Linked DNA regions of Homo sapiens: regions 2, 3, 4 and 5 are each linked to region 1. A link is an interaction called in ENCODE POLR2A ChIA-PET data of the cell type or tissue named here. Cell type or tissue: HepG2. All regions are shown on one strand.

The links. ChIA-PET counts read pairs that join two places held together with the same protein. Peaks named below come from ENCODE experiments on the same cell type or tissue, not always from the same donor. Only the 100,000 strongest peaks of a DNase experiment are listed, where the experiment ranks them.
Region 2: POLR2A ChIA-PET joins it to region 1 with 29 read pairs; 29 of 35 experiments call an interaction of 5 or more read pairs at or near these places.
Region 3: POLR2A ChIA-PET joins it to region 1 with 13 read pairs; 3 of 35 experiments call an interaction of 5 or more read pairs at or near these places.
Region 4: POLR2A ChIA-PET joins it to region 1 with 61 read pairs; 29 of 35 experiments call an interaction of 5 or more read pairs at or near these places.
Region 5: POLR2A ChIA-PET joins it to region 1 with 10 read pairs; 5 of 35 experiments call an interaction of 5 or more read pairs at or near these places.

Annotation. Positions count from the first base shown.
Region 1 is chr16:70,379,494-70,383,493 of GRCh38, reverse strand. It overlaps ST3GAL2 (ST3 beta-galactoside alpha-2,3-sialyltransferase 2), which reads left to right. Exons shown (of 7, transcript NM_006927.4): 5 at 259-304; 6 at 570-689; 7 at 1,632-4,000. The coding sequence ends at 1,805. Among named protein-coding and RNA genes, the nearest start is that of DDX19A, 35 kb to the right of the region's middle. RefSeq lists enhancers at 1,973-2,032, 2,063-2,232. In HepG2, a CTCF peak has its summit at 2,423 (motif pointing left); DNase peaks (open chromatin) are centred at 1,963 and 2,923; H3K4me3 peaks cover 2,188 bases.
Region 2 is chr16:70,429,542-70,433,541 of GRCh38, reverse strand. The region is part of intron 1 of ST3GAL2 (ST3 beta-galactoside alpha-2,3-sialyltransferase 2); the gene reads left to right. Among named protein-coding and RNA genes, the nearest start is that of ST3GAL2, 7.6 kb to the left of the region's middle. RefSeq lists enhancers at 1-12, 2,746-2,855, 2,217-2,908. In HepG2, no CTCF peak of the experiment used is centred here; a DNase peak (open chromatin) is centred at 2,437.
Region 3 is chr16:70,680,452-70,684,451 of GRCh38, reverse strand. It overlaps MTSS2 (MTSS I-BAR domain containing 2), which reads left to right. Exons shown (of 15, transcript NM_138383.3): 2 at 3,427-3,488; 3 at 3,585-3,658. Among named protein-coding and RNA genes, the nearest start is that of MTSS2, 3.6 kb to the left of the region's middle. In HepG2, a CTCF peak has its summit at 1,541 (motif pointing left); DNase peaks (open chromatin) are centred at 1,521, 1,758, 2,271 and 2,751; H3K4me3 peaks cover 3,251 bases.
Region 4 is chr16:70,437,557-70,441,556 of GRCh38, reverse strand. It overlaps ST3GAL2 (ST3 beta-galactoside alpha-2,3-sialyltransferase 2), which reads left to right and starts at 2,457. Exons shown (of 7, transcript NM_006927.4): 1 at 2,457-2,608. RefSeq lists silencers at 2,306-2,485, 2,586-2,785. In HepG2, a CTCF peak has its summit at 2,693; DNase peaks (open chromatin) are centred at 1,246 and 2,266; H3K4me3 peaks cover 2,962 bases.
Region 5 is chr16:70,723,812-70,727,811 of GRCh38, reverse strand. All of the region lies in intron 14 of VAC14 (VAC14 component of PIKFYVE complex), which reads left to right. Among named protein-coding and RNA genes, the nearest start is that of VAC14-AS1, 29 kb to the left of the region's middle. RefSeq lists an enhancer at 1,152-1,446. In HepG2, no CTCF peak of the experiment used is centred here; DNase peaks (open chromatin) are centred at 2,281, 2,931 and 3,351; H3K4me3 peaks cover 1,785 bases.

The sequences.
Region 1 (4,000 bases):
TGAAACCTCAGCCTCCCAAGTAGCTGGGATAACAGCTGTGCTCCACCACACCCAGCTAATTTTTGTTTTTTTAGTAGAGATGGGGTTTCACTATGTTGGTCAGGCTGGCCTCAAACTCCTGGCCTCAGGTGATCCGGCTGGCCTCGAACTCCTGGCCTCAGGTGATCCACCTGCCTCAGCCTCCCAAAGTGCTGGGATTACAGGTGTGAGCCACCGTGCCCAGCCTGAAATGTTATCTTTCTTTCTTTTTGCTTACAGCACCTACGCCCCAGTGAAGTCCTTCCTTCGAGTGGATAAAGAAAAGGTAAGCTCCCCACTTCTTCCCCACCTCAGTGGAAACAGTGCTGGCCCAGCCTGTGTGCCTGGTCCTGTAGCTCAGGTGTTCCATTTCCCCTGCAGAACCTCAGGGTCCCCATCTGCCGAGATGCCTGACCCTAGCAGGTGCCACACGATTCAGGAGACACAGACGCACAGGTCTCTGACAGGCATAGACAAGTAGAAGCTGCTCAGTCTAGCCTGAATCTCTGCCCCTAAACCCCTCATATACCTGTCATCCCTTCTCCTCCCAGGTCCAGATCTACAACCCAGCCTTCTTCAAGTATATCCACGACAGGTGGACAGAGCATCACGGGCGGTACCCTTCCACGGGGATGCTGGTGCTTTTCTTTGCCCTGCATGTGTGTGATGAGGTGGGTAGGCCCGTGGTGTGGGTGGTGGGAACCCATGGAACAGAGGAGTGCAGGCCTTCTCGGGTCTTAGCAGGCTAACAGAGGAATGTGCTTCTGTAGGCAGAATCCATGTGGCCTTGGTTTCCCCCATCTCTAGGCTGTAAAGTATAGATATGCCTTTCCCAAACGTTTCTGCTTTCATGATTCTACCAAATCCAAAATCTCTTCATTAAAAAGTTATTGGCCGTGCGCGGTGGCTGACGCCTGTAATCCCAGCACTTTGGGAAGCTGAGGCGGGCGGATTACTTGAGGTCAGGAGTTCAAGACCAGCCTGGCCAACATGGTGAAGCCCCATCTCTACTAAAAGTACAAAAAATTAGCCAGGCGTGTTGGGGCACGCCTGTAATCTTAGCTACTCGGGAGGCTGAGTCAGGAAAATCGCTTGAACCCAGGAGGCGTAGGTTGCAGTGAGCCGAGATAGCGGCATTGCACTCCAGCCTGGGCGACAGAATGAGACGCTGTCTTGAAAAAGAAAAGAAAAAAAAACATAAATAGAATGGAGAGTGTATGTAGTTGAATTTCAGCTGGACGACTGCCCCCACCAGCTCTGAGCCCCAGGCCTACTTCGTGTAAAAATGGAACTCAGTCGTTCAGAGAACCCGTTCCACCAGTGGCCAGGGCTGCCTTGCAATGAAGAGCAGGGCTGAGGCCCGGCAAGTGCTTCACTGAGTGGTGCTGATCAAAGTACTCCATTAAAAAAAAAAAAAAAAAAAAGGAGGAATTTGCAAGGGCTGCAAAGGGAAGGTGGTGTCCCCATGTGAGTCCATGTCCTTAGGCCAGGCCTGGGGGCTCCTGCATCTCCCCGGGGCCTCCCGTCCCCTCTCCTCCCTGTCATCCCGAGCCCGCCCCGCGCCATCCTCCAGGTCCCCGCCTGGGGTGACGCTCCGCTGCGCTTCCCCGCAGGTGAACGTGTACGGGTTCGGGGCCGACAGCCGGGGCAACTGGCACCACTACTGGGAGAACAACCGGTACGCGGGCGAGTTCCGGAAGACTGGCGTGCACGACGCGGACTTCGAGGCCCACATCATCGACATGCTGGCCAAGGCCAGCAAGATCGAAGTCTACCGGGGCAACTGAGCCGGGCCTCGCCGCGACCCTTCCGGCCCATCTATCGGGCACCGGGGCTCCGGCCCGGGACCCAGGACCAGCAACCCGCGACCAATCATGCTGCAGCCCAGGGGCGTCTGCTGTGCCCCGCCAATCACGAGACTGGGGGACCGGCCGGGCCTGGCACCAATCTGCGCTGCGGTCGGGCGGAGCTTCTGTTTCTCCCAGCCAATCATGTGACTCAAGGAAAACTTCCGGCGCTGTGTCCAGTCTCCTCCAATCAATGGCCTTCGGGGGCGGGCCAGCGGCCGCTCAATCCCCACTCCCTCATGCTTTGGGTTAGGGTTTTCTTTCACGCTTTCTGAGGAGGAGAGCATGGCGCGGGCCTCGGCGAAGCACTTCCGTCAGCCTCGGGCGGAGGATCGTCTTAGTAGCTGGCCAGACCTGGAGGAGAGCGGGCGGTCTTTGCGGGCCTCAGGAGATAGGTGGCCGCCCGGCCCCTTTCCCCGCCTGCCCGGATAGGTGCGTGCAGACCCACCAAAGAAAAGCGGTCGCTGCGGGACCCCCAGTCCCACCTCGGCCGCGCTGTGGGATGGCTGCGCCCCCAGGGCTTCCTGCGTCTCCAGGAAGCCGGGAGTGGCGCCCTCTGCGGGGTGGGGTGCTCCCGGGCCGAACTCCGGACAGGTGGAGGGGACAGGGCAGAGCTCGAGGAAGCCCTGTCCCCTTCAGTGCAAGGTGCTGTCACTCACGTGTGCCCTCGACCCTCCCGTTCACCCGCAGCCTTCTCAGCGCCTCTCCCTGGGCCGGAGGCCTCCTCACCAGCCTACCTGTTGCTCTGGAAAAAAATCCCGTCCCCCGACTCCGTCCCTACCCCCAGTCTTCGGCCGGCTCTGGCCCCTGGGGAGGGGGCTGCACGGCGGAAGGAGGCTGGCTATGGGCCCGGCTGCCCGCTGCATGTACCTCCTCCTCCACCCATCGCCTCTTGCCTGGGGGTAACTTTGCCTGGGGCTCATTCTTTGGTTAAGCTGAAGCTGCCGTGGGTGGCCAAACCGCAGATTCTTTGCAAATTCTGAGCTGGCAGAGCTCGCAGCCGGGAGCCGGCCGGGGAAGAGGAGACTTGCGCGCCGCAAGCCGCCTGCCTCCACCCTGCTCTCCATCTCCCGCTCTAGAAGGGCTGGGAAGCTCGCGGCCGGGGTTCCACCTGGAAGCTGCTTGCATGGCTGAACCCAGCTTAGGTCCCTGACGGGGCTGCTGGTGGAATTCTCCCCCTTCGAAGCTGGGGAGGTTTAGGAGGGGGAAGGCTTCTGTGAAGCTCTCAAACCACTAATAGAGCCCCCTCCCCAACAGTGACGGCGCAGATGCTCCCCCTTTTCTTAGTTGACACCACCAGGCAGCTTCCTGGCCGTTGGTAGGTTCCTGCAGCTGGCTGAGGGAACAGGGACCGGCAGGGGACTTTGTTAGGGGAGGGTTGGGATGGGCAGTGGGCCCCTGAAAGTTAATATATTGGAACCTAGCTCGAGTGTCGTTCTTTCCAATTCCGAAAGTAGAAAGAGTAAAAATAGGGGTGATTGGGGTGGGGTTAGTAGAATGCCTCTCTCAGGGCGCTCCCCCCTCCCCCACCGTTTTAGAGAGCTAGGCCTCAGCCAGTCTTGCCACTCCCATCTCAGTGCTTCCTGAAGAGGCTGTTTTGAGTGTTGATGAAAAGCAATGCAATTATGCCAAACAGTATTGAGCAGAATAATTTATTTCTTTTTTTTCTTTTGCTTTAAATCATGAATCCCGCCAGGTACGGTGGCTCACACCTGTCATCCCAGCACTTTGGGAGGCCAAGGCGGGCGGATTACTTAATACTTAAGGTCAGGAGTTCGAGACCAGCCTGGCCAATATGGTGAAACCTCGTCTCTACCAAAAAAAAAAAAAAATACAAAAATTAGCCAGGCGCAGTGGTGCGCACCTGTAATCCCAGCTACTTGGAAGGCTGAGGCAGGAGAATCCCTTGAACCGAGGAGGCGAAGGTTGCAGTGAGCCGAGATTGTGCCACTGCACTCCAGCCTGGGCGACAGAGCAAGACCCTGTCTCAAAAAAATTAAATCATGAATCCCCATCCTGGAAGAGGTAGGTCCCAGCATCCAGCCAGATTTTCTGCAATAGTAATTTAAACACACTTTTTTATTTCCTTCCCTTTCTGAATTAAAAGGAACAAAAAACTGTCTAGTCCTTCATTG
Region 2 (4,000 bases), 50 kb before region 1:
CCTTCCTTGGCCAGGGAAGGGCTGGTGGCATGTTGGGCAGTTCCCTCGCAACCCTGCATCCAAAAGCAAAACTCTCCAGAAGGAGAGAAAATACACACTGCAAAAAATCTGTCCAGACAGGTGCTGGATAAGGACTTGAACTGACAGGTGGTGAAGCAGGGGGCTTTAGTCTGACTAGTTTCTGAGCAGACCGAGGGCAAACTGGCAGCAGGGTATGGCTGGGTCATAAGGGGACAGGGAGAGGAGGGAGGGAGGAGATGGAGAACTAGATAGAGTCCAATTGAGGTATGCAGGCCGGCACTTGGCAGTAGAAGTGGAAAAGAGGGGACGGAGTCTAGAGAGCTTGCAAAAGTAGCTGTCTTCAGAGCAGACACTGATGGGCTGGGGCTTGGAGTTTCAGTGCCTGGTGATGAGAGCTGGTTCCTTTACTGAAATGGGGCAGTCAGGAGGAGGAAGAGTTTAGGAGAAGGTGATGTGGCCTCGCTTTGGAGGAGCTGTGTGCTTATGCTGACCGCACACCCGGAATCCTGGTGAGCTTCCTGAGGTTGGGAGCCTTGCCCTGAGGCGGTGGGGCCGCCGAGCCCCAGAGGCTCTCTATGTGGTGGACACAGCTGGGGCTCTCTGCCAGCTGGGTGCTTTTGCATCTCTTCTGTTTCCACATGCAGCCCGGGATGGGCTTCTCCTCCTTCCCCTTCTGTGCTTTCAGTTCCTGTGTCCCAGCTTCCGTCCCACACACCTGAGTCCTTACCAACTAAAGGGCCTGGCCCTGCTTTCTGAGACCGAGTTTTCCTTCCTCTCTGCTCAGAGTGCTTGTTAATGATAAGTCCTCATTCAGCTATTAGGGTAGACATCTCCAAGTGACATGTCGCAAGAAGGGGGGTCTGAACTTTGCCTGCTATCTGGGGGAAATCAGGCTTTTTCCTCCAGTTATGCCATGCTCATCAGGGACCCCTGCCTATGTCCCTAACCAGCCATTTTAGCGTACTTCTTGTTGCTATTTATAAATCATTGTTGTAGTTACAACATATTGTCAGGCTTCCATGTTGCCGTTGTGGACCTTGTAGGGTTCCAGGGCACAGGCTGGGCTTTGGGCAATCCTAGCTTTCTAGCTGAGCCCTGGTGGTTTCCTGCTGCAGAAATGGGTGGGAGGGAGGGAACAGAGTTGTCTTGGGTGGAGGCAGGAGGAGCTATGCTGAAGGGTGCCTTATCCCTGCAGATTCTTAGAGCAGGTCATCTTCCTGGAGTGAAGAGGACTTTCCCTCAATTCAAATATGTTTGCTGTTTTACCAACTATTAATGCAGTGGATACTACCATGTACAATAAGGTGAACAAGGGCCAAGGTAAATCTAGAGGAAAAAATGTAATTTTTAAAAATTTTACCAATCATGCTAAATGGGGCCTCGCTGTGTCACCCAGGCTGGAATACAGTGGTGCTGTCATAGTTCACTGCAGCCTTGAACTCTTGGGCTCAAGTGGTCCTTCCACCTCAGCTTCCTGAGTAGCTGCAGCAACTACAGGTGTACACTACTTTGTGCCCAGCTAAGTTAAAAAAAAATATATATATATATATTTTTTTTAAGACGGAGTCTCGCTCTGTTGCCCAGGCTGGAGTGCAGTGGCGCCATCTCGGCTCACTGCAAGCTCTGCCTCCTGGGTTCATGCCATTCTCCTGCCTCAGCCTCCCGAGTAGCTGGGACTACAGGCACCCGCCACCACGCCTGGCTAATTTTCTTGTATTTTTAGTAGAGACGGGGTTTCACTGTATTAGCCAGGATGGTCTCGATCTCATGACCTCGTGATCTGCCCGCCTCGGCCTCCCAAAGTGCTGGGATTACAGAGGTGAGCCACTGCACCTGGCCAATTTTTTTTTTTTTTTTTAAAGAGATGGGAGTTTTGCTGTGTTTCCCAGGCTGGTCTTGAACTCCTGGCTTCAAGTGATCCTCCCACCTGGCTAAATTTTATTTGCATGTTGGTGATAATTAACACAACACACATAGTTCTGGTATCAGATGTTGAAAACAACCCAGCTTCTTCTTTCTGATGCTATTGGTTTCTAGGTGAAGGGGCCCGTCCTCCTGGGAGGTGGCATTGCGGGGCCCAGGGGCAGAGAGGGGACCCTGAGGTGTTGCGGCATGACCCAAGGACCTGCTCTGTCTTTTCTCTCTTGACTGAGCAGTCCTAGCCCTGCGGGCAGGCAGCAGCCCCCCAGCCTCAGCAGGTCAGCAGCCTTTGGAGGGAGAAAATTGGCAACAAATGTTAATAGCTAATTGGTCTACAGGGAACTACTTTGGTGTGGAAAAATCAACAAGATATTTGTGTGGCTAAAGGGAACTTAGAGGGACTAGGGCTGACAGTGAAGAGGGGAAGATGAGGAGAGGCACACGTCAGGAGATTGCCCCGCCCTGCCACCCCCACCTCTCCACCCCCTGCTGCCTGCCTCCCCCACGCCCCCTCCTTCCTGTCTTCTTTGCAGGCTTCCTTTTTGTTTGCAAGGGACATTAGTAGAATATGGAATCTCCCCTGCCCTGTAAGTCAGGTTTCCCCAACCTTTGTTCCTACCCAAGTTCAGTTAAACACAAAGCACCAGCGATTTGATGCAGGCAGTGAATTGGAACCTGAGTTTCAGGGGGAAGTGAAAGTTTCTGTGGGCCTGTGTGGAGTCCCTAGGCTACACAAGAAAAGATGGCAGCAACCAAAGGGAATGAGGCTGTGTGGGAAAGTAAAGGGAGAGGAGAGAACCCCGGCCTCCTCGGTTCCCACCTCTCTTGGGTGCTCTAGGGAGCAGTGTGAGTCCTGGGTTCGGGTTGCCAGACCACAAGGGAGTTTCTGGGGCCTGGCCCTCTCTCTGCTCCTTCCTGTCCCAAAGGGCTTAGTATTTCCCTGGATCCAGGCCTGTTTAGTGTTTGGCTGGTTTCTGGGGCCTCCAGCATGGCTCAGGGGAGACCCCAGGTCCATGGGTAGGAGGAGATGGTGAGGAGAGGAATGGGGATCCCATTCAGGCTCCCCTCGTGAAGGGGGCCAACACTGGTACTTCCTTAGACGGGAAGAGGCTGTGGCATGGGAAGCAGGTCAATAGTTTGTGTCAAGGAGGTGCAGCCCAAGATCACAGTGGTGGCTGTTTGATGAAGGATTTTCCTCAGTGCCTGAAAAGCAATTTACTCTTGTCCTTAAAGCAACAGTGGGTAGGCTTCTAGAATGAGTGTGAGTTTTCATCTCAAGTGGCAGTGCCCAGCTGTCTGCATACCTCAGCCCCTTCAGACCTGGCTGAGGTATTTTAGAGGGCATTGTCTTCCACCCATGCTGCCAGTCCTGGCAGTTCCTGCCCAGCCTGGATCCCTGGGCATACCCTGCCACTAATGCTGTGCAGACAAAGTGAGGCCTGCTGGCCCTCTGTTGGCAGCCCAGAGGCCCAGGTGGAGGCCTGGGCTGGCCGAGGGCCCAGGAGCATCAGGGCAGGTCTGTTTGGCTGTCCTCAAGGGAAAGCAGCTTGTTATTCTCAGGGGGCATGAGGGTGCAGCTGATTTTCACAGTCTAGGGCTTGGTCTGGTTGAATGCATATAGGATTCTTGCTGCCTTAGCTACCCACAGGGTTTTGGTGCTGTGTGACCCGGGGCAAGTCATTACCCCTCTCTAAGCCTGGGAGGCCAAGGCGGGCAGATCACCTGAGGTCAGGAGTTCAAGACCAGCCTGGCCAATATGGCAAAACCCTATCTCTACTAACAATACAAAAAATTAGCCGGGTGTGGTGGAGGGCGCCTGTAATCCCAGCTACTGGGGAGGCTGAGGCAGGAGAATCACTTGAACCTGGGAGGTGGAGGTTACAGTGAGCCGTGATCACCCCATTTCACTCCAGCCTGGGCAATAAGAGCGAAACTCTGTCTCAAAAAAAAAAAAAAAAAAAAGAATTTAAAGCCCTGCTCAGGGATTCACTCTTTTTTTTTTTTTTTTTTTTGAGACAGAGTCTTGCTCTGTTGCCCAGGCTGGAGTGCAGTGGCGCGA
Region 3 (4,000 bases), 300 kb before region 1:
TCTGCCCCCGGAAGAGGCCTGAAGCCAGCCTGGCCTGGGACTACCCAGTTAGCGGCTTGTAGATGCCCCCCACCCCCTGCCCCTCATGGTGCACTCCCCCTGGGACCCCCATCTCTTGCAACTGTACATCTGGGCCCCTCCGCTGGCCCCCAGCAGTCCCCACCTGTCCTGTGGACATCACAGCCCTGGCCCCAGGATCCTGTTAAGGGACTGGGCAACACAGACCACCCTCCCCTGGCCGATCCCAGAGCTGGCTCCGGATGGGCCTTCCCGCACCCCACCACCCACCACCACTGGCAGCCTCATAGCAACCACTGCAGAGAGCAGCAGATTTTGCTCGTGGAAGTGGACTAGGACAGTCTCTCTCCCTCTCCAGCCAATTTGCAAGGAACTTTGGGATGAGACAGAAGGAAGTGGGCCCAGATCATAGCAAGAGGTTCAAGCCAGACATCGGGCATGATTTGCTGACATGTGGAGGCAAAACAGGAGAGGCTTCACCTGGGATGATGCCAAGGACAGATTCGCCCCTACCTATGACACAGGCATGTGTTCAGGGGCCATGACCAGGGGCAGAGAAGGGGATGAGGCCACCTGGAAGCTGACCACCTGGATTTGCGGGGGCAGCTTCTGGATTTTCCCCTCGGTGGCCTGAGCAGCAGGGCCTCCGTAGAGGAAGGGCGGCCATCAGCAGCCAGGTTGAGGAGACTGAGCTTGCCCCGTGAGGCCACCCCACAGTGAGTCCACAGGCCCCACAGAAGCCCTCCCCTGGGCCTCTGGGAGGCCCTGACCTTGGGCTGAGCGGGGGCCAAGGTCAGATGCCCACTGGTGTCAGGCTGCCCATTGAAACCCAGAGAGGGGCAGAGACTTGCCAAAGGTCATAGTTCTGGGCACGGCACCTTCAGCAAGGTGAATGGGGCCTCCACCCAGTGCTGGCCCAGCCAGAAAATGGGGTCATACTCTTCACCCACCCCTCAAGAGTGGGGAATGTCACCTGGACACATAGGCCTGGCCAGGCCTCTGCTAGGGGCCCCTGCAGAGGGCAGGGCTTGCGTACTGTTAGCTGGTGTTAACTGAGCACTTACTGCGTGCTGGGCGCTGCGAGGAGTGCTGGCTGAGCAGCACCTGCTTCAATTTCCACACTGACCCAGTGGGGCAGGTGCTCCTCCTCTCCTGATTTTACAGGTGAAGAAACTGAGGCTCAGACAGGGGGCCCTTGCCCAGGGGCACCTGGAAAGCCCACTCCCTGGGATTGGAGGCTGGATTGCTCACCCACACTCCACATCTGAACCACAGCCACTGCCGGGACAGAGACAGAGTCCCCTCATCCCTGTCCACTTGGGCGCCTCTAATGAGAAGCCCCTCACCTCCCCACTCCAGAGCAGCCACTGTGCTTGGGGCAGAACTGGGTGTCTCTCACATCCCAGCAGTCCCTGCCGCCTCCCCAGCCTTGACGTTCAGTGCTTGTCTCCCTGCTTTGTAAGGGAGTCCCTCTACCTGGCGTGCAGTGACCAGGCAGACATGGGATCAGGTCCTGACCCCGCCACCCTGTGGCCGTGGGCAAATGAGCTAACCTCTACGGGCTTCTGTTTCCTTGTTGGTGAAATGGGGCTGTGGGGAAGGTTTACCTGGGCCTGTCCCAGGTGAAGGCTGAGGATGCTGTTCCTGGGGCACTGGCTGCTGGAGCCCTATCTCTTATTTTTAATCAGTGAAATTGACCTATCCATGAAGAGGCGGATATAAACAAATAAGACATAAGCTCTTTGTCTCTGGGGTCCTTTATGTGGTTACCGTGGGGAGGGGGGCGGGTCCAGGTCCTTAGAGACTGAGGCATCTAGGTCCATCTGCTGAGGGGAAATGGCCTGGCCTCCCCTGCGCCCCATCTTGTCCCCTCCCCATGGGGAGAGCCTTTAATCTCTGAGACTGCCCCAGGGCTGCTCAGGGGCTAAGAAGGTTCCTGGGTGCCAGGGCAGCTGGCTCTGGACCCCCCTCCACCCCTAGCAACTTCTCTGCTCCCTAAAGGGAGATCTTAGCAAGGTTTCAAGGCTGAGTGGGGGTGGGGGTCCAGGCGGTGGGAGAGCGCCCCCTTTTAGAAGACCCCCAAGGGGTACTCCAGGCATAGGTGGCATGAGTCCACTCCTTGGGACGGCTAGGAACAGCTTCCCAGGCCCCTTCACCCTGAGCTGTGCCCATTTGGGAACAGCCCACCCACAGCTTACCCACTCTTGCTTCAGCCTCTGTGGACTTTGCAAATATTTGCTTTCTCTGGACACTGGTTTGGTTGGGCTGGGAGGGGAGGGAGATTCTGAGGCCCCCTAAGCCGCCCTGTCTCCTTCCCACCCCTGCAAGCTCTCCTAGTCTGGCAGGGCAAGCCCTAGCCTGCTCCTGGGTTGCAGCCAGGCAGAGCCTCCCTCTGAGGCCCTGAGGGCCAGGGTCTCCGCATTCCCCTTTCCTCAGGAAGAGCCCCAGCCTCCATCGCCCCATCCTACATGGAAGGGAGGGTCAGAAGCCCCTGTGGGCTGGGGCTTGGCTGGCCCAGGGCTGCCCGTCAAGGGGCAAAACCTCCACAGGGCCCTTGGGCCAGGGCTGAGGTTTCTCCAGGACCCCGGGGCATGCGTTAACCAGAAAAGCCCCAAAATCAGATTGGACAACTCGGTGGCCAGGAGCCCGACCTCCCTATTGGGAAACCCCCTCCCAACTTGGAGCCTTGGGCCAGGCTGGGATAAAGGCCACACTGTTTCCCCAGGAGGGGAGGGGAGCAGGGGGTGGAGAAAGGTGGCTCTGTTGGCCGCACAAGGCCCCATTCAGCCCAGGGCCTGGTTGTCCCAGGCAGGCTAGCTGGGCCCTGCAGCAGCCACAGCCTCCTCGGCCCTGGGAGCCACTGCTGCTGGCCTGGGATGGCAGCTTCCAGGACACAGGGCAGGGGCCCCGGAGGCCCCAGTCTACACCTGGTGTGCCTTCAGCCCTGCCACCCCCTACCCTCCACACTGTGCCTCTGCCCCTGGTGGGCAGGTCAGTGCCAGTGTCCTAGGCACATGTCCGGGAGACACGATGCCTCTCATTGGGCTCAGCCCAGATCCCCTGCCAGGCCCCTGGGAAACCCCGAGGGGACAGGACCTGCCACTTCCTGCTCCATTTCCCCTGAGGGAGGATGTGAGCCCCCTGTAGCCTGTAGGGTGGATGTCCTGATGTCAGGGAGGGAGGGCTTGGCAAAGGCGCCCGTTCCCAGGGACAGGCTTTCCTCATGCTGATGGCTCTGTCCTTGGTCCTCTGCCCTCCGAGAGGACCCAGAGCCTCCCTCTCCATGGGGCAGGGCTGCTGTCTTAGAAACTGCCCCAAGTCTGGATGGAGCATGCAGGGAGCCCGGCCCAGGTCAAGCCCTGCAACCACCCCACAAGAAGCTCACTTTCTCTCCCATTTGCCCGGCAGAGCTCCTACCCTATCTGGGAGGACTTCAACTCCAAGGCCACGAAGCTGCATTCCCAGCTGAGGTGAGGTGGCCCAGGGCACCCCAGCAGGGGAGGGGCAGGCAGAGGCCCCCCCCCCGCCCAACCACCGACCATCCATGCCGTTGTCCCTCTCCCCAGGACCACCGTGCTGGCTGCTGTGGCCTTCCTGGATGCCTTCCAGAAAGTGGCTGACATGGCTACCAACACCCGAGGTGGGGAGGCGCGTGGCTGGAGGTTGGGGTTGCCCCAGGGTGGGCCTGGAGGCTGGAAAGGAAGAGTAGGGGATGGGCCAGGGAAAGGACGGGACGCCAAGCCCAGAACCTTGAGTTCTGCTCCTTAGTGGAGTGGGCTGGTTGTGGAGAGAGTGAGCCCCTCGTCACAAGAGGCATGCAAGCAGGAGTGGGTAAGTAGTGACAGGAGTGTTCCCCGGGGATTCCCTTTTTGCTGTGGGCTGTTCATGTGACCCCCCAGCACAGAGATTCTCCTTAGGGCTTCTTCCCACTCATGCCCTCGTGTCCTTCTAAGAGCACGCAGGGTCAGGTGAGCGCGCCGTT
Region 4 (4,000 bases), 58 kb before region 1:
TTAAGGTGGGTTTGGGTCATCCCAGGATGTGACCTTGAGCTGTTAGAAACTATATTACTGTTTAAGTCTCTTTTTTTTTTTGAGACGGATTCTTGCTCTGTTGTCCAGGCTGGAGTGCAGTGGTGCAATCTCTGCTCACTGCAACCTCCACCTCCTGGGTTCAAGCAATTCTCTGCCTCAGCCTCCCCAGTAGCTAGGATTACAGGCGCCTGCCACCACGCCCCGCTAATTTTTTGTATTTTCAGTAGAGACGGAGTTTCACCATCTTGGCCAGGCTGGAAGAGTTCAGGCCACCCCTGAACTCCAGACCTTGTGATCCACCCGCCTCGGCCTCCCAAAGTGCTGGGATTACAGGCATGAGCCATGGCGCCCAGCCTTCTTTTCTTTTTTATAAAGAGAGACAGGGTTTTTCCACGTTGCCTAGGCTGGTCTCAAACTCCTAAGCTCAGACAATCTACATGCCTAGGCCTCCTAAAGTGCTGCGATTACAGGCGTGAGCCACTGTGACCCGCCTCTGTAGAAGCCTTTTAATGTGGAGGGAGGAGGGTGGGTAAAATCACTTGTGTTGAGAGTCTGCCGGTGTTTTGTTTGTTTGTTTGTTTGTTTGTTTGTTTTTGAGACGGAGTCTTGCTCTGCCGGCCAGGCTGGAGTGCAGTGGCGCGACGTTGGCTCACTGAAACCTCCATCCCCCCGGATTCAAGTGATTCTCCTGCCTCAGCCTCCTGAGTAGCTGGGATTACAGGCGCCTGCCACCATGCCCGGCTAATTTTTATATTTTTAGTAGAGACGGAGTTTCACCATCTTGGCCAGGCTGGTCTTGAACTCCTGACCTCATGATCCACCTGCCTCAGCCTCCCAAAGTGCTGGGATTACAGGTGTGAGCCACCACGCCTGGCCCTTTTTTGTTTAAGACAGAGTCTCACTCTGTTGCCCAGGCTGGAGTGCAATGGCATGATCTCAGCTCACTGTAACCTCCAACTCCCAGATTCAAGCAATTCTCGTGCCTCAGCCTCCCAAGTAGCTGGGATTACAGGCACGCACTACCACACCCAGCTAATTTTTGCATTTTTGGTAGAGACAGGGTTTTGCCATGTTGGTCAGGCTGGTCTTAACTCCTGGCCTCATGTGATCCACCTGCCTCAGCCTCCCAAAGTGCTGGGGTCGTGATGACATCACTGCACTCCAGCCTGGGCGACAGTGAGACCTTGAGCAAAAACAAAGAGCGTTCCTGTGCTAAAGGGGACTAGACTGGGACCCTGCCTTTCCGGGTTTGGCTCTTCAGGGCCATTATTAATTATCCCACACAAGGGCCATCCTTGAAAGAGGATACCGGTGTGTTAGCAGCAAACACCAACAGCAGAGGTTATCAGGTTATCAAGGTAGTAACCGGCAGCATGAGCAACACCTGGAGACGGGGTAGCAATGCCAATTCTGGGGCCTGCCCTAGAGCTAAAAGAACCAGAAGCTGAGGGTGGGGGCAGCAATCTGCGTTTAAACAAGCTGGCCAAGAGGATCCCATACACACCAAAAATTCAGAACCACTTCAGCCTCACTTCAGCCTGTTGGAGGGCGAAACTGCAGTCTACCTGGAGTTTCATAAAGGTTTTGAAATAGGTGCGGAAGTTAGGGAAAGGATGGGCTAATAAAAGACATGGCAAATATTTAAAATGCATTCACTTTACCCTCAACAGCAGGAAGCTACGGGCATCTAAGAGAGAGCCTGCAAGGGGGAGATGCCCCGGTGGATGAGGAACCAATAGACACTCTGCCCCCTTTTCCTCTTTTCCTAGGTGGGGAACACAAAGTCCAGCGAGGCCAAACCCCCGCTCGCACCGCTGATGGGGTCTCTCTCCCCTCAGGCCAGGGCGCAGCGGCCCCACCGCAGCTCGGGCTTTCAGAGCCCGGGCGTGAAGCCAAGCTGGCCTCAGGTCGCGGCTCTTTGAGAGCGCGAGTGGGAACAGTGCCCTCCGGCCGGGCTCGTCAGCAGCTGGCCACAGCAGCATCTGAGAGGCGTCCTCGGCTAGTGTGCACCTCCCTAGGAACCCACGTATCCAACCCGGCTCGGGGCCGTCTGCTCCAGCCGCTGGAGCCCGGCCTTCTGAGAATGAAGACTTCCCATCCCCCTCCGTCTCCCCTCCTGCACGGCGGACCCCCTGAGCCCTAGCGAAACTACAAAGCCCACAATCCCTGGGATGCGCGCGCTGTCTTCTGGGAGATGTAGTCCTGGATGCGGGGCGCCCCTAGCGACCCAGCGCCCGCTGGACTCCATATCCCAGCATGCCGGCGCGCGTGCGGGGGGCGGAGGGAGGGAGAGACGGGGAGGATGTGAATGGGGTGGGGGCAGTCGCCCCTGTCCCCCACCCTTCCCTTCAAGCCGGGCAGGGGTGGGGGGAGGGGCCGGGCTGAGGCGGCGGCGGCGGCGGCGCTCGGGGAGGGTTGGGCCAGGCAAGGGCGGGACTAGCCCACGGCGGGCGGACGAGAGAGCTGCGAGCTAACGGGTCCGGACGACGGCGGCGGCGGCGGCGGCGGCGGCGACGGCTTTCTGCGCGGGCGGCGGCGGCGGCCGGAGCGGCGAGCATGGCCCGCGCGGCGCCGGGCGCTGACTGAGGTGCGCGGGTGGGATGAGGGCGGGCGGGATGCAGAGCGCCCCGGGCCCCCGGCTGCCCAGACCTCCCCTGCGCGGGCAGCTGGCGCGGCCCAGCGGCCCAGACCGGCCCGTTCCAGCCCGGCAACTTCCCCCGGGTCGGGGCGCCGGGCTCCCTCGTGTGGGCGGGGGTCCGCGCGCGTTGGCCTCATTCCGGATCCCCGCCTTCTGCTTTGCACGTCCAGCCGCTCCCAGCCTCCCAGGGCTCCCGCTCCGCTCCTTTGCCGGCAGCCCCCAACCCCAACCCCAGCCCCAGCCCCAGCCCTCGGAAGAGCTCTCTGCCCTGGTCCCGACTTCCAGTCCACTCCCTAGTTCGTACCGCTAACCCTGGGTCTCCCGGCCTCTGCTCCACCTGGGAGACCCCGGCCCCACTCTTGGCCAGAGCCTGTCTGCCCCATCAGCTCCTCTTTCCTCTCTCCCCTGTGATCTTTCCCCTACCTGGCACTGCCCCCTAACCATCCTCAGTGGCCCAGTTCTCACGGCTCGACCTTCCTACTTTGGGGAAACTGAGGCACGGCTGAAGCCAGAAACTTGGCCAAAGCGCCAGTCCCGTGGAGGCTGGTCTGAACCTCGTCTCTCCTCTCTCCTGTTCCTTCTCTGCCTTGGAATGGAAGTCATTTCTTACCCCCAGTCATTCCCCTGTGACTGGACCAAACTTCCCACCCCCTGCTACAGCTCTGGGCTGAGCTCACTTGAGTCTCCCCTTAGCTTCCTGCCGCTCCTGTTGGCCTTCCCTCCTTCGCATAACCCACTCCGGGTTCCCTCTGCCTGTAGAGGAGTCAGCACCAATTGCTTGCTTGCTCAAGTTAGCCTTTCGATTTATCTTTTGCCAACTGCATCCATCTCCCGTCTCCCATCTTCCCTCTTGCTTTACAGCTGCGTAAAGGAGCGGAGGATTGAGTCAAAGGTGGTGTTGGAGAAAGGGGCTAGAGAGGTGCTGGGGGCAGGCAGGGACCTGGGGCCTCTTTTCAGTCAAAGCCTCCGGGGGAGTACAGGGCACTCTGGGACCTCTGGCCAGTAACACACTCCCGCCTCGTCTTTGGGACGGATGTTTGGAAGCTGGTTGGCCACCCCTTCCTTGCCTGGTGGGCTCTGAAGCCCTTCTCAGGTGGAAGGTATCGCTGGTTTTTAGAGAGATGGTGGCATAAGAGGAGTCTGGGAGACCACACCCCTAAGCTTCATCTTGCTTCTGCTGCTAACTTTGGAGGGGTTGCCCTTTCAGGGAGGGATGCCTGCTGGCTGCCCTGATCTCTCTGTGGAGGAAGGCACAGAGTATGTGGGCGGTGATCTCAAGTTTAGTCGTGGGACTCAGGATTTAGAGGGAACGAGGGCTCAGAGAGGTGGCACAGATTTGCC
Region 5 (4,000 bases), 340 kb before region 1:
GACATGGAAAAGGCCCTGCAAACATGTGGCTTCCTCCATCCTCCCCATGCTCCTGTGGGGGGCTGAGGCCGTTCCAAAGAGCTTTGTTGAGGTGGAGGGGGGTATCCACCTGCCCTCCTGCTTCTCCATTGCACTTCCTTTTCTCCTGCGATGACTTTAAAGAGGGGCATCGTTGGCTGGGTGCAGTGGCTCATGCCTGTAATCCCAGCACTTTGGGAGGCCGAGGTGTGCGGATCACGAGGTCAGGAGTTCAAGACCAGCCTGGCCAACATAGCGAAACCCCGTTTCTACTAAAAATATAAAAATTAGCCAGGCATGGTGGCACATGCCTATAATCCCAGCTACTCGGTAGACTGAGGCAGGAGGATCGCTTGAACCCAGGAGGCGGAGGTTGCAGTGAGCCAAGATCACACCACTGCACTCCAGCCTGCGCGACAGAGCAAGACTTCGTCTCAAAAAAATAAATAAAAATAAATAAATAAATAAAGAGAGGCATCGCGATGGTTCCGCAGATGCTGGCATGAAGCCACAGGCCTGATGAGGAGCACAATGATTTCTTAACCCCCTCTTTAGCTGTTAGGCAAACTCTAAATTGTTCTTCTCAGCCTCCAAGATTGCACACTGAGAAAGAAAGGAAAGAGATTCTTCTGGCCAGCAAGTGAAAAGCTGTTCTTTTGGCAGGAGTGTGTTTAGCTCTGGGACCTGGAGCGGCTGCTATAGAAAGACAGAGGCATCGGGAGTTCTTGAAGACACACATCTGGTGGGGGTTCTTGGCATTGAGGAAGATGCATGATTTCCCTAAAGACCCTGGGAGCGTTTCCTCTTCCCCAGGCAGCTTTCCCAGGCCGCACCTCCATGTCGGAGTCAGTGGGGGTGAGAACGGGGTACCCAAGCTCCAGCCAGGCTTGAGTGGGTTGGACTTCCTGTCGGTGTCCACACAGCCTCCTTTTCTGGTGGACATAACGGTTGAGATGCATGTCAAGGTGAAGCCAGTGGCTTTAAAACCTTCATTTTTTAGCCAGCTACTCTGGCTCCAGGCCCTTTCCTTAGCAGCAGGGAGTTGAGGCCAAGCTCACAGATAGAGCGAAGATGGCGACATGTGCGGTGGGGTGCTGTACCCCCACTCCCTCCACGGGACTTTGCAGGACTAAGGCAGATGAGCCTCCCGAGGCACTCATTTGGGGCTCAAACCCCAATTCCTCCCATTTTTAACTGTGTGACCTGTTTCCAAGGCCTTTCTGCTTTGTCTGTGACGCAGCGATGATAGTGCCTGCCGTGTCATAGTGTGGTGGGGTTATATAAATGGCGCATGTCTCAGCCCCAGTGCTGGCTGTGTCTGATAAAGCGGGGCTGTTGTTCAGCCTCCCCACAGGGCTTGTGCTTCCCAGGGTGGTCTGTGGAGGGGGAACCACACCCCTGAGGGGATGAAATCATGGCACCTTCCGTGCCGAGAGCTGGCTCCAGTGCACCGGCCCTGTTGCCCCAGTGCCCAGGGCACCCACCAGCGGCCCGGCCCGGCTCCGCTAAAACAACTCTGCCCGGAGTAGGTGTTGGTGTGCGTTGCCTTCCCCCGGCCTCTTCCCACCCTCCATGCTAATGCAGGCAGAACAAGCCCAGGCCTTGTCTCCCCGTGAACCATCCACTTATCCTCAGTAGAAAGGAGAGGAGGGAGAAAACCCAGCCTCTTTGATAAACTGTGATATGAACTCCAGCGTGACCCGACAGCTGTGATCTTTACAAGGCCTGCTTCTGTGCTGGGAAGCGAGCAAGTCTGAAGACAGTCGCTCTGCCTGCCAACACGGCCCTCCGGCCAGCCGCGCTTTGGCTTCAGCGACTGTGCATTTTTCCCCTCCTCTTCCTCCCTGCCGCCTTGCAGAGAGGACTGGTGGAGAATGCTTGCATCTGTAATGAGCCACTGTATGCGGTGAATGCCAGGGCCTGATCCGAACCGGCCCAGTTAATGGTAGATGAGGTCCGAGCCACCTCCCAGGAGAACAGGGCACTCCTAAGATGAGGCGGGCATTTGGAGAGGATGGGGCCCACAAGGGAAAGGAGGAAGCAGTCATGGGACTTCTTTCACGAGATCCTGACCCAGAGAAGCCCAGCAGCAAGGCTTCCGGTTCATTCTGGGCCTCCTCTCACCTCTGCTACAGACAGGCGTGGCAGCCTGTCCAGCTGAGCAAATGCTCAGTCCCTAATATGTGCCTCTGCTACTGCCCCTCCCCAGTGTCCTGGGTTTGCATAAGAGCCCTTGTGTTGGGAAGAGGGGGAATAGGTGGAGTGGGGAGCTGATTGGTCACTGAGGGGGTGGGGGGCCGGGCAGCCGCTAGAAACTGGACTTGTTTTTAATTGTGGGGCCTGGGGGAAGGGCCTGAGAAGAAACTCTCTTTCATGCCGTAATTGGGAAATTCCACTTTGCTGGCCTCGTGCATTCTGCCCTGTGGACAGGGCCCTTGGCTGGGGCCAAATCACCAAGGTGTCCAAGGCCACCGGCCGTCTGCACCACTGGCGCCCCTCCCAAGCCCAGCTCCCACATCAGGCTCTGTCATCCCCTGCAGCTGCCGAATCTCGAGTCCATTTGGCATCGGGACCCCCTCCTCACTCTGTGAGTCTTTGTGCGGTGCCCCCTCACCTGCCTGGAGGCATTGGCCGGGCCCCCAGAAGCCCATTGTGCTGGTGCTAATGGATGGCGAATTAGAGTGAAGTGGCCAGACCAGATCCCTGTTTGCCTCTGGCCCCAGCTCACAAGCTAGAGCTTCTAGGCGGCCCCACTCTTCCTCTCACCCTTTTAATGGATTGCGTTCATTTGTTCAGGATAAAAATAAATTGCTGTGGCAAATGTGCACCAACCTAAGTCTGTTTGCTAGAAGAGGCCCCGATCCACCTACCCAGAATGCAGATGGGTTTTGATCTTTCATAAGTCCGTAGCCGTATCGATTGGGCCCCCAGCTGAGGGGAGGGAGACAGGACATTGAACAGGCAGGAGGAATTCTTCCACAGAGCTTCCTGCTTCCCTCTCAGCAGAAGCTTCTCTTCTTGCTGGCTTGAGTTGTCTGTCCAGCTCCTTGTGTGAATCTTCTGGAGCTTTCCACAGCCGTTCCCCGCCCAGGGGCCAGGGCTGAAGTGTTTTTGTCGCCATGCAAGGGACGCAGAGGAGTGTGTGCAGCAGGAGCCGCTTTACACAACCGGCTCCCGGCTTCTCATCTCCTAATTAGAGACCCCTTCGCAATGGGAATGGCAGGGGGACCCAGGAGGCCCAAGAGGCCCAGTCTGACACACAGAAAAGACTGTTGGGAGAAAAAGAGTGCTGCCTTCCCAGGTGAAAAGATGACCTTGTGAGGTGCAAAGTTCAGGGAGCCCAGAGAGCCTGGCCCAGCCTGCATTCCATTGTTCCCTAGTCCATGGCAAAATGACCAGCGTCCTTGCACCTCACAGAACCATCGGAGGTTGTTCCCTGTTGACCCAGAAGTGGCTGGAGATGGAGTGGGGGGTGGTCCTGGCCTTGCTCTGCCTCCTCCAAGCAGTCCCCACAGTGTCATACACACTGGCACTCCCTGTAACAAGGGATGGCTTTTCTCCTGCAAAATGGATACCACATGTGGCAGGCCTTGCTAGACCAGGCTGGGATGAATTAGGTCTGACCTGGGGTATGAGGGGAGTAGAGGAAATGCTGGCCAGAGGGAGCCCTGCACAGTGTGCCTAGGGGGCCCAAGAGCCTCAAAGGGGTGGCATCTTGGTGTTTGCGGGGTCCACTGGGCTTTGAGCAGGGCTGGTGGGAGGAGACTAGAGGTCACAGGTGAACTTGGCAAGAGGTGGCCATGTGTCCTTCAGGGTGACCCCTGTCCCCACAGCCCAAGCAGCCATGCTCCCACTGAATCAGCGGTCACCCCCACTTCCAGGAGCCCCTGTGATGGAGGGGAGGACCTGGCAGCAGATTGGTGGGAAAGCTCCCCTCCTCGGTGGCCACCACATGGCACACGTGGTCAGACCCCTCATCAGG